Linked DNA regions of Homo sapiens: region 1 is linked to region 2. A link is a contact called in ENCODE Hi-C or POLR2A ChIA-PET data. All regions are on one chromosome and are shown on one strand. The core of a region is the stretch at or near the end of the contact, and the rest is flanking DNA. Distances in the headings are between cores, read along the strand shown. Region 1 overlaps HIPK1 (homeodomain interacting protein kinase 1). Region 2 holds the start of LRIG2-DT (LRIG2 divergent transcript).

What was found. Hi-C counts contacts between places; a loop is a spot of excess contacts on that map. ChIA-PET counts read pairs that join two places held with the same protein, here RNA polymerase II (POLR2A). Pooled maps may share reads with other maps.
Region 1: a pooled map shows a loop between it and region 2 (3-fold over the local background). The contact joins the enhancer-like site here to the promoter of LRIG2-DT in region 2. A Hi-C loop is called at or near these places in 1 of 37 single-sample maps with no recorded cell type and 2 of 50 pooled maps. POLR2A ChIA-PET finds 5 or more read pairs at or near these places in 3 of 52 experiments (CD4-positive, alpha-beta T cell, CD4-positive, alpha-beta memory T cell and T-cell).

What each region holds. Positions count from the first base shown.
Region 1 is chr1:113,944,362-113,949,806 of GRCh38, forward strand. The region is part of intron 2 of HIPK1 (homeodomain interacting protein kinase 1); the gene reads left to right. Among named protein-coding and RNA genes, the nearest start is that of HIPK1-AS1, 18 kb to the left of the region's middle. Within about 2 kb of position 3,134, at least 5 of the 41 ENCODE cell types and tissues checked have a DNase peak (open chromatin) inside an H3K27ac peak, as active enhancers do; they include CD4-positive, alpha-beta T cell, where a contact is called at or near this core.
Region 2 is chr1:113,070,630-113,075,556 of GRCh38, forward strand. It overlaps LRIG2-DT (LRIG2 divergent transcript), which reads right to left and starts at 2,473. Exons shown (of 3, transcript NR_103777.1): 1 at 2,310-2,473. It overlaps LRIG2 (leucine rich repeats and immunoglobulin like domains 2), which reads left to right and starts at 2,569. Exons shown (of 18, transcript NM_014813.3): 1 at 2,569-3,016. The coding sequence starts at 2,778. RefSeq lists enhancers at 2,040-2,289, 2,348-2,881, 2,540-2,849, 2,882-3,413, 3,030-3,089 and 1 more.

The DNA.
Region 1 (5,445 bases), core at 1,884-4,383, 870 kb after region 2:
CCATGTTGGCCAGGCTGGTCTCGAACTCCTGACCTCAGGTGATCTGCCCACCTTGGCCTCCCAAAGTGCTGGGATTACAGGCATGAGCCACTATGCCTGGCCAATAATAGTTTTTTTTTGTTTTTTTTTTGTTTTTTTTTTGAGATGGAGTCTTGCTCTGTTGCCAGGCTGGAGTGCAGTGGCACAATCTCGGTTCACTGCAACCTCCACCTCACAGGTTCAAGCAGTTCTCCTAGCTTGGCCTCCTGAGTAGCTGGGAATACAGGTGCCACCATGCCCAGCTAATTTTTGTATTTTTAGTAGAGACAGGGTTTCACCATGTTGGCCGGGATGGTCTCGATCTCTTGACCTCGTGATGAAGTGCTGGGATTACAGGCATGAGCCACCGGGCCCGGTCAATAATAGCCATTCTTATGGGTGTGAAGTGGTATCTCATTGTGGTTTTGATTTGTATTTCCCTAATGATTAATGATGTTGAGCATTTGTTTTATTTTGTTTTGTTTTGAGACAGAGTCCCACTTTGTCACCCAGGCTGGGGTGCAGTTGTGCAATCATGGCTTACTGCAGCCATGACCTCTCAGGCTCAAGCAGTCCTCCCACCTTAGCCTTTCGGGTACCTGAGACTACGGGCATGCACCCCCACACCTGACTAGTGTTTTGTATTTTTAGTAGAGACGGGGTTTCACTGTGTTGCCCAGGCTGGTCTCAAACTCATAGGCTCAAGTGATATGCCCGCCTCGGCAACCCAAAGTGCTGGGATTACAGACATGAGCCACCATGCCCAGCCTGGCATTTTTTTATGTGCCCGACATCTGTATATCTTCTTTGGAGAAATGTCTATTTAAGTCCTTTCCTCATTTCTTGAATTGGGCTTTTTGTTGTTGAGTTGTATACTCTATATACTTAATTTTCATCTATTCCTTGGGTTGCCTTTTTACCTGTTGATAGTGTTTGACACAGAAAAGTTTTTAACTTTGGTGAAGTGCAGTTTGTCTACTTTTTCTTTGGTTGCTTGTGCTTTTGGTGACATATCCAAGAAGTCACTGTTAAGTCGAAATCATACAGATTTTCCCCTATGTTTTCTGCTAAGAGTTTTATAGTTTTAGCTCTTATATTTTGGTCTTTGATTCTTTGTTGATTTTTGTCTATGGTCCAAGGTACAAATCCAGTGTAATTCTTTGGCATGTGACTATTCAGTTCTTCAAACACCATTTGCTAAGAAGATTGTCCTTTCTGCATTGGGTGGTTTGGGCACCCTTGTTGGAATCATTTGAACATATATACAAATAATTCTTATCTTCTATTGCTTTCCCATTTTCAATGTTGGGCTCTCTATTCCATTAATCTATATATGTCTTTATGCCAGTACCACATTGTTTTGATTATTGTAGCTTTGTAGTAAGTTTGAAATCAGGAAGTGTGAGACCTCCAACTTTGTTCTTTTTCAAGATTGTTTTGGCTATTTGGGGTCTTTGAGGGTCCATATAAATTTTAGGATGGGTTTTTCTATTTTATACAAAAACCATAATTGCTTTTTATTAAGGATAGCGATGAATCTGTAGATGACTTTGGGTAGTATTGACAGCTTAATAGTAAGTCAGTCCATCCTTATTTCTTTATATCTTTTCACAGTTTTATAAAACTGGTATTTTTTACTTGAGGTAAGGTAAATAAACTCTTAGAGCCTTTGTTTTCTGGTTTTATGCTGCCCTAGGCAACCTTGGCTAACTTTAAGAATGTCATCTCCATTTATTTATTTATGCCTTGGGAGATTTAGGTTCCAACTACATTTGCTTTTTAATGCTCTCCTTTGAGCAGTCTCACCACCAGCCACACCAACATAACATATATATAACATACTCTACAGGTGCACTGAAGAATTCAGCGCAGCATCCCATTTTGAGTCCTCAGGAGGGACTAGGCAGACCACAGCTGAAGGAAGAGGGCTGATCAGCTCTTCCTTTCTGTCTTGACTCTGTGCCTGCAGGTGTTCTTTAACTATTTGTTTGCCCTGTCAAAGACAAAGTGCATTCTCTTGTGATAACAGAGTAGTTTTTAAATTGAAAAAGGGAGAGCAATAGGAGATAAAAATTATTTGGCTTTGTTATAATTGGGGCATGTTAATACAAAATAAAATGAATTATTTGGCTGCTTAGCTTTCTGTAATGTGTAATTCATTTGAATAATTTTCAGTGTTAGGTTGCTGATCTTTGTATTTTTTATCCTTTTAATTTAAGCTGTCAATTGATTCATTTTGGTTTTGTTTTTTATAGAAACTAAGGTTTTCAAATCTTCAAAGTTACCCTTCGACAAAGCTTTCTTTAAATTCACTGCAATATAGTTGTTGACTATAATTTTAAGTGGAGCTAAGTTTGCCTCTTAAAAACAGGAGTTCATTCTGTGTATTACTGAGTAATTACTCTGTATACTGAAGTTCAGTGCCCAGGGCTTGACAGTGTTTAGGATTTAACATGAGTGTTCTGTTGTGTCACAGTAATACTTGATAATGAGCCTAAGGCAGATGGAACAGCAGCTCAGGCATTCCTTCTTTATCACTAGTTTTACCCGCAGTGGTCCTCTTAAGCTTCTTTGATGTTGCTTTGTTGCCATATTAGAGTCCATTAAGTCCTCACCCTTCTGTCTTTCAAAAAACCTCTGTGAAATCTGTTTGGCTGGTGAAGCATTTTGACTCCAAAGCTAGTCCTTCTCTTACCCACCTTTTTAGTTTACCTTGCTTTGTCTTTCTGATAATATGCCAGTATTATCAGCTCACATAAATTTGCCAACTTGCTGTGTCCATTGGCCCTGGGCATGGCTAAATGATTCAGGCAGTGGAAATAATATACTTTACTCTCTGGCTCACTGTAAATGTGCACAGACTCCAAGCAAAGCTCCTGTCTTTCGGGCTTGAGTTTTAGAGACAAAGGTTTGCCATGCTTACAGGCTGAATGTTTTTCCCTACTGAACAAACTAGCCAGCCTTTATTTCAAGCTGAATCACTTTGTTACTTACGGAAGGAAAAGGTCTAGAGAAGGAAAACGTATCTTCCATTTATCCTAGACAAACAAATAATCTAATTTCCTCTGGCAGTCAAAATATAGTTTCACCTAAGCCACTGATGCAGGAAGTTAGGTTTTATGTAACCTCTCTAATTGGTAAGTAAGTAGGTTTGATGTCTCTGAGATAGGAAGAAAGAAACGAAAATGTTCATGAAAATAATCAGAGTGATTTGTGTTAAGTGATCCTAACCTTAGCTTGCTCTGGGTGCCAGTGAAATTAACCTCAACAATGTTGGTTGGAAGAATTTTTCAACTTAAAGAAGTTTGAAGTTGGGGAATCAAAAGGCAGGGATTGTTGTTTCTATCACTTAGCTGTAATAACCAGAGCCTGTTTAGTATTTGTTTTTTAAGGATGGGATGTGTCTTCAAAGAGGAGACTTGCCATGTTCAAAGCACAATTAATGCCATTTTCCTACTGAAGTGAACACTGCCAGTTTTTAACAGTTTCTTTCACTTTCCTGTGCTTCTGTAGATAACCTTTTTTACTGCCCAGTTGTTGGAATGTTACAGCTGGAAAGGGACCTAGAAGAGTAATTATCTAACTCTGTTTCCTTATTACACAAATGAGGTAGAACCAGAGTTTTACGTGTCTGTAGAGTTTATATTGAGGGATTAAGAAATAAGGAGGCCAAGAGGAAAGATGTAATGAAAATAATTCTAATAATTATAATCTGGATTCACAGTTTAAAGTATTCAGTCCTTAGAGATAAACCTGCTCTAGTGATGCCTTACTGTTCAGTAAAGTAGAAAATAACTTGTCTTTTTGCTTCGTAGAGTTTGGGTAAGTCTAACATTTATAGGCCCAAATAATACAAAACCCTCAGTGAACTAAGCAGCCTTACTGCTTTTTTGTTTGTTTTTGAGACAGGGTCTCAGGCTGGAGTGCAGTGGCGCAATCATGGCTCACTGCAGCCTTGACCTCCTGGGCTCAAGTGATCCTTCCACCTCAGCTTCCTGAGTAGCTAGAACTGCAGGCATGCACCACCATACCTGGCTAATTTTTTAAATTTTTTTGGTAGAGATTGGGTCTTGCTGTGTTGCCTAGGCTGGTCTCAAACTCCTGCTCAAGTGATCCTCCTGCCTTGGCTTCCCAAAGTGCTGGGATTATAGGTGTGAACCGCCGTTTCTGGCCGTATTTTTTTTTTTTTTAAACTGCTTTCCTTTTTTTGTTTTTCCTTTTGCTATTTGCCTTTTTATAAGGTAGATACGGTAGAGTTGCTGTTTTGACTGAGCTTTTGCTGGAAGTCCTTAGCTGCTTTTGTCACTCCAAAAGCAGGGTGAGACCAAATGAAAAAACTTTCAGCTAATCTTCAGTTTTTTTTTTTAATTAAATGGGACTTGGGGGCTGTGGAAGTGATATTTTCCTTAATTTCCCAGAAAACTTTAAGCTCGAGACAGTTATCATATATTATTGCTACCTTTTTTATTTTTTTCTGAGACGGAGTTTCGCTCTTACGCCCAGTCTGGAGTGAATTGACGTAATCTTGGCTCACTGCAACCTCTGCCCCCCGGGTTCAAGCGATTCTCCTGCCTCAGCCTCTGGAGTAGTTGGGATTACAGGCGCCTGCCACCATGCCCAGCTAATTTTTGTATTTTTAGTAGAGACTGGGTTTCATCATGTTGGCCAGGCTGGACTTGAACTCCTGACCTCAGGCCATCCACGTGCCTTGGCCACCCACAGTGCTAGGATTATAGGCGTGAGCCACCGCGCCTGGCCTGTTATCGCTACCTTTTAAAGAAGAAAGTTATAGAGTGGCCTGGCCATTCTCTGTGACCTACCTTTTGGACTTTAAAATGTCTTTCTAGTATGGTAGGAATAGCAAAATCAATATGCTGCCCTCCAATTGATGCTTTGGAATGTTCTAAACCCAGTTTTTATTTTGGCTCATTGCCAGTTGTGCTCCCCCTGCCAGCTATTTTTGGCATTGTCATGAACTTGGAAATTAATGATTCTGCTCACTAGGAGTAGAAAATTTTGTTCCTTTTCAATTTTAGAAAAGCTTTTATGTTGTTTCTGGGTAGTCTTACTAGCTTATTAATGCGCCTGTCAAACTTGTGCAGTGTTGAAAACATGCCATTATGGTTGAGATTTCACTGAACTCTGAAATTCCATCAGTAATATGTGCCTCTAGCCACCTGCAACAGGAATATCACTTTTGAGGGTTACTTCTTTTCTTTTCTTTTTTTTTTTTTTTTGAGACAGAGTCTTACTCTGTCACCCAGGCTGGAGTGCAGTGGCACTGTGTCAGCTCACTGCAACCTCCGTCTCCTGGGTTCAAGCAATTCTCCTGCCTCAGCCTCCTGAGTAGCTGGGATTACAGGTGCCCGCCACCACACCTGGCTGATTTTTTATATTTTTAGTAGAGATGGGGTTTCACCATGTTGG
Region 2 (4,927 bases), core at 1,223-3,722:
TGTGCCCAACAGCTCATTGAGAACGGGCCAGGATGACAATGGCGGCTTTGTGGAATAGAAAGGCGGGAAAGGTGGGGAAAAGATTGAGAAATCGGATGGTTGCCGTGTCTGTGTAGAAAGAAGTAGACATGGGAGACTTTTCATTTTGTTCTGCACTAAGAAAAATTCCTCTGCCTTGGGATCCTGTTGATCTGTGACCTTACCCCCAACCCTGTGCTCTCTGAAACATGTGCTGTGTCCACTCAGGGTTAAATGGATTAAGGGCGGTGCAAGATGTGCTTTGTTAAACAGATGCTTGAAGGCAGCATGCTCGTTAAGAGTCATCACCACTCCCTAATCTCAAGTACCCAGGGACACAAACACTGCGGAAGGCCGCAGGGTCCTCTGCCTAGGAAAACCAGAGACCTTTGTTCACTTGTTTATCTGCTGACCTTCCCTCCACTATTGTCCCATGACCCTGCCAAATCCCCCTCTGTGAGAAACACCCAAGAATTATCAATAAAAAAATAAATTAAAAAAAAAAAAAAAAAACACATATTTGCGGCTGGGTGTGGTGGCTCATGCTTGAAATCCCAGCACTCTGGGAGGCCGAGGCGGGCGGATCACCTAAGGTTGGGAGTTCGAGACCAGCCTGACCAACATGGAGAAACCCCATCTCTACTAAAACTACAAAATTAGCTGGGCGTGGTGGCGCATGACTGTAATCCCAGCTACTCAGGAGGCTGAGGCAGGAGAATCGCTTGAATCCAGGAGGCGGAGGTTGCGGTGAGCCGAGATTGTGCCATTGCACTCCAGCCTGGGCAACAATAATGAAATTTTGTCTCAAAAAAAAAACAAAAAAAACAAAAAAAACAAAAAAAACGTGTATTTGTGGCCAGTCACAGTGGCTCATGCCTGTAATCCCAGCACTTTGAGAGCCCGAGGTGGGTGGATCACCTGAGGTCAGGAGTTCGAGACCAGCCTGGCCAAAAAGGCAAAACCCCGTCTCTACTAAAAATACAAAAATTAGCCGGGCATGGTGGTGCACACCTGTAGTCCCAGCTACTAGGCAGGCTGAGGCAGGAGAATCGCTTGAATACGGCAGGCAGAGATTGCAGTGAGCCACTTACTGCGGAGGATACAGGTTAGAGAGCATTAATTTCTAATGGCCCCATTTGGTATAGTTTCATAGGAAAGCTCTGAAACTATAATGTAGAAAGGAACTAAACTGCCTCCTTTTTTTTTTTGTAAGGTTCCTGCCTATGCCGGATTTCTTACCAGAGTTTGTTAAGTCTGCTCAACAGCTAAGGGAAGAAGGCTAAGAGTAAGTTTCATTCCGCTGTCTTGGCTTTAAAAGTTTGGTTTGGACTGTAGCATTGGATATGGCCTTGTTTCCAATATATACTTCAATATTAAAAAAAAAAAACAGAAAAAGGTTTTTAAAAACATAATTATGACTCCATAATCTGCCATGGGAAAGATTGCTTTCAGTTACTTTCTATGAGAACCCTAACCTAGGCATTATCATTCTTTTTAACCTGCTCAGATTTTCAATTTATGTCAGAAAACCCATGTTAATGTCGAACCTGCCCCTGCCTCAAGAGTAACTTGGTTTAACCTCTTGGGGCTTGTTGCATCATCAGCAATAATTGTCTTGCCAATGTCACAGTCACTGAAGGAGCAAACAAGATAACAGATGCAAACGCCCTTTGAAAAGTTCACTACGTATAAGTGAACCATCACTATTATTCTCAAAGTCTTATTTACAACCTTGGATGGCTGAATGAGCATAAGATGGCCAGACTTCACTGTTCCTAGTAAGTTTTCCATAGCCTCTGCTTTAGGAGAAATAAATTTCCTCACATCCAGTCTTTGCTTTGTTGACTGCTCAACACCCTCTTGTCTCGCTTGCTTTTCTGAGAGTGACCTTGACAGCATCCCTCCAAAGAGAAGGGTATTTCCTTTATATAGACATGCAGGTGCAGTCCCACCAAAATTTATTGAACTCCAAGCTAGAACAAAAGGTGGAGGTGCACCGATGAAGAAACAGGGCCTCTGCCTTCAGGAGCTTACAAGGCCATTAACAGAGAGTGATATTGATCTTATGCAAATGGCAGTTGCCGCCTACTTGCAGAAGAGCAGGGGCTACAGCCAAGCAGCAGGGGGCAGAAGAGGCTCGAGCTCGGCTCTGGAGGCCGATCTGGCCAAAGCCAGGATAGAAGCTCCCGTGACCCATTCGTGTGTGCGACTTGGAAGGCAGCCCTTCTGCCACTCCCCTTTCTTAAAGCCCAGAGCAAATAAAAGATCCTTTTCTACTACAGTAGATATACCTGTAGTCAGGACTTTGAACTCACAGCTATTCGCCGCACCATTCCCTCTTAAGGAACTACTGCGCCCTCCAGCGGAAGAACAGCGGCGGAACTCCACAGCGGCAGCTAAAATCCCTGAACGCTTTAAAGTCCTTCTCCTCAAGATACTCGGCTGCGTCTGGCCCCGCCCCTCACTGAGTTCCGCCCCGGGCGCAACCTCATCTTATGGCACCGATTGGCTGGCCCCTGTGCGTGAGGACGTTGCGCCGTGGGGAGGGGCGGACGAGAGGTGTCCGTCAGGCCGTGTGTCCCAGGCCGTCGACCCCGCTGTCGCGCTGCGTCTGCTCCTTGCATGCCTTTAGATGGTACAGCCTTCAGCCGGGGCTTCGGGAGACAGTGCAGCCACCGAGCATCTCTGCTGAGCTTCTCCGCCGATCCTCCTTTTCTAGCAGGCAGCTCTTCTAGGCCACGTCCAGGTCGAGGGGGAAAATGGCGCCGGCGCCCCTAGGCGTCCCGGAGGAGCAGTTGCTGGGGTGTCGATCTAGAGTGCTTTCTCGGTTACTCTTCATTGCCCAGACCGCTCTCCTCCTGTTGCCCGCCGCCGGAGCAGGTCTCTGCCCCGCGCCCTGCTCCTGCCGCATTCCTCTCCTGGACTGCAGTCGCAGGAAATTGCCCGCACCGAGCTGGAGGGCGCTGTCGGGCTTGCTGCCCCCCGACACCGCTATCCTGTGAGTAGAGCGGCCAGGCAGAGTGACCAAAAGGAGGGGGAGCCTTCCCTCTACAGGGGGCAGGCAGGAGGGAGACAGGCCTGGTCGGAGGGTGTGGTCGAGAGCCTAAGCTCTGAAGGAAACTGCCGTCAGGATTTTATGAACTTTGTTTTAGGTGGTGGGAGCCTAAAAAAGCCGGTGTTAAGGTTTCTGGAGAATTGTATGAAGACGAGGGTTAAGATTCTTGGGGCCAAGGAGTCTGTGATTTCCTCAACTGGGGAGGAAATGGGGCGGGCATATTTAATGGTAAGGACTCACGGGTCCTGGGCACCAGCATTGACTTTGGATGGTTGGTGGGGCGGGGGGTGGGTTGAGCACGGAACAGTGCTTTCTGCTTATCTTGAGCTGCATGATTTGGTGTGTACCTCAGACTTAGTGGTCCTCAGGCACGTGATTTTATAATCACAATCGCCAAAGACCTATGAACTGTCTTTAGTCCTTAGTTCGCATGTTGGCTGATTTTGTGCTGCAGTTTTGATACTTAACAGGGTTGAAAAGTTCATTATGATGAATCAGGAGATCCTGTAATTCAGAATATCTTTGTAAGTAGCATTCTTGATCTAATTTAAACTTCACTGTAAAGAGGAGGAGTATTTTTTGCAGAACCATTTGATGCTTTGTTTTCAGCGCATCTTCTTGTGGCAAAGAACCCAAAAATCAGTTCTGCTTATTTATGTAGGTAAAGCAGGTACAACGGTTGAATGAATTCTGGAGTTTCCACTGTTGAGTTTTCACTTTGACAGGTCTTTATTAGACAGTGGAACTTGGAGGGCTCCTTAGTCTGAGTCAGCCTGGTGGTATTAGGAACAACAGCAGGTATTAAATGCTGCAATTATGGGGCTTCTTAACCACTAACATACAGTTATTTCTCGTCACTAACTGAGCAGCACGTTTATTAACTGACAGATTTCTGATGGAGTCGTTAAGAAAGAGTCATCAATGGGCCAGGCGCGGTGGCTCACGCCTGTAATCCCAGCACTTTGGGAGGCCGAGGCGGGCCGATCACGAGGTCAAGAGATCGAGACCATCCTGGCCAACATGGTGAAACCCCGTCTCTACTAAAAATACAAAAAAATTAGCTGGGTGTGGTGGTGTGCGCCTGTAGTCCCAGCTACTCGGGAGGCTGAGGCAGGAGAATCGCTTGAACCCGGGAGGTGGAGGTTGCAGTGAGCTGAGATCACGCCACTGCACTCCAGCCTGAAAACAGAGCGAGACTCCGTCTGGGGGGAGGGAGGGTCGGGGAGGAAGAGGGGCCGGGTGCGGTGGCTCACGCTTGTAATCCCAGCACTCTGGGAGGCTGAGGCGGGCTGATCACCTAAGGTTGGGAGTTCGAGACCAACCTGACCAACATGGAGAAACCCCATCTCTACTAAAAATGCAAAGTTAGCTGGGTGTGGTGGCGCGTGCCTGTAATACTAGCTACACCCTGAGGCAGGAGAATCACTTGAACCCGGGAGGGCGAGGTTGGAGTGAGCCGAGATCGTGCCATTGCACTCCAGCCTGGGCAACAAGAGTGAAACTCTGTCTCAAAAAAAAAAAGAGTCATCACTAAAAAAATAGGTTGAAGTGCAATTAAAATATGAGAGGCTGCTTGGATTTTTATTGGAAATAGAATACAAATAAGAGGTGTTGCGGAGTTTAAGAAGTATTTATATATTTGCAAATAGGTTAGCACAGATAGGAAAGAAAGCTACCTCATGTAGTCATTGAAAAAATTAACATAAATAATCAAATCTTTTAGTAAACATAGAACTGCAGTGTAGTAAGATGCTTTCTCTTTCATGGTAGTGACACCTGTAGTCACTTCTGGTTTTATTGACCCAAATTTAAAAACTCCTATCAGTGTGCAGTGTAGTGTCAGTTAAACCTAGC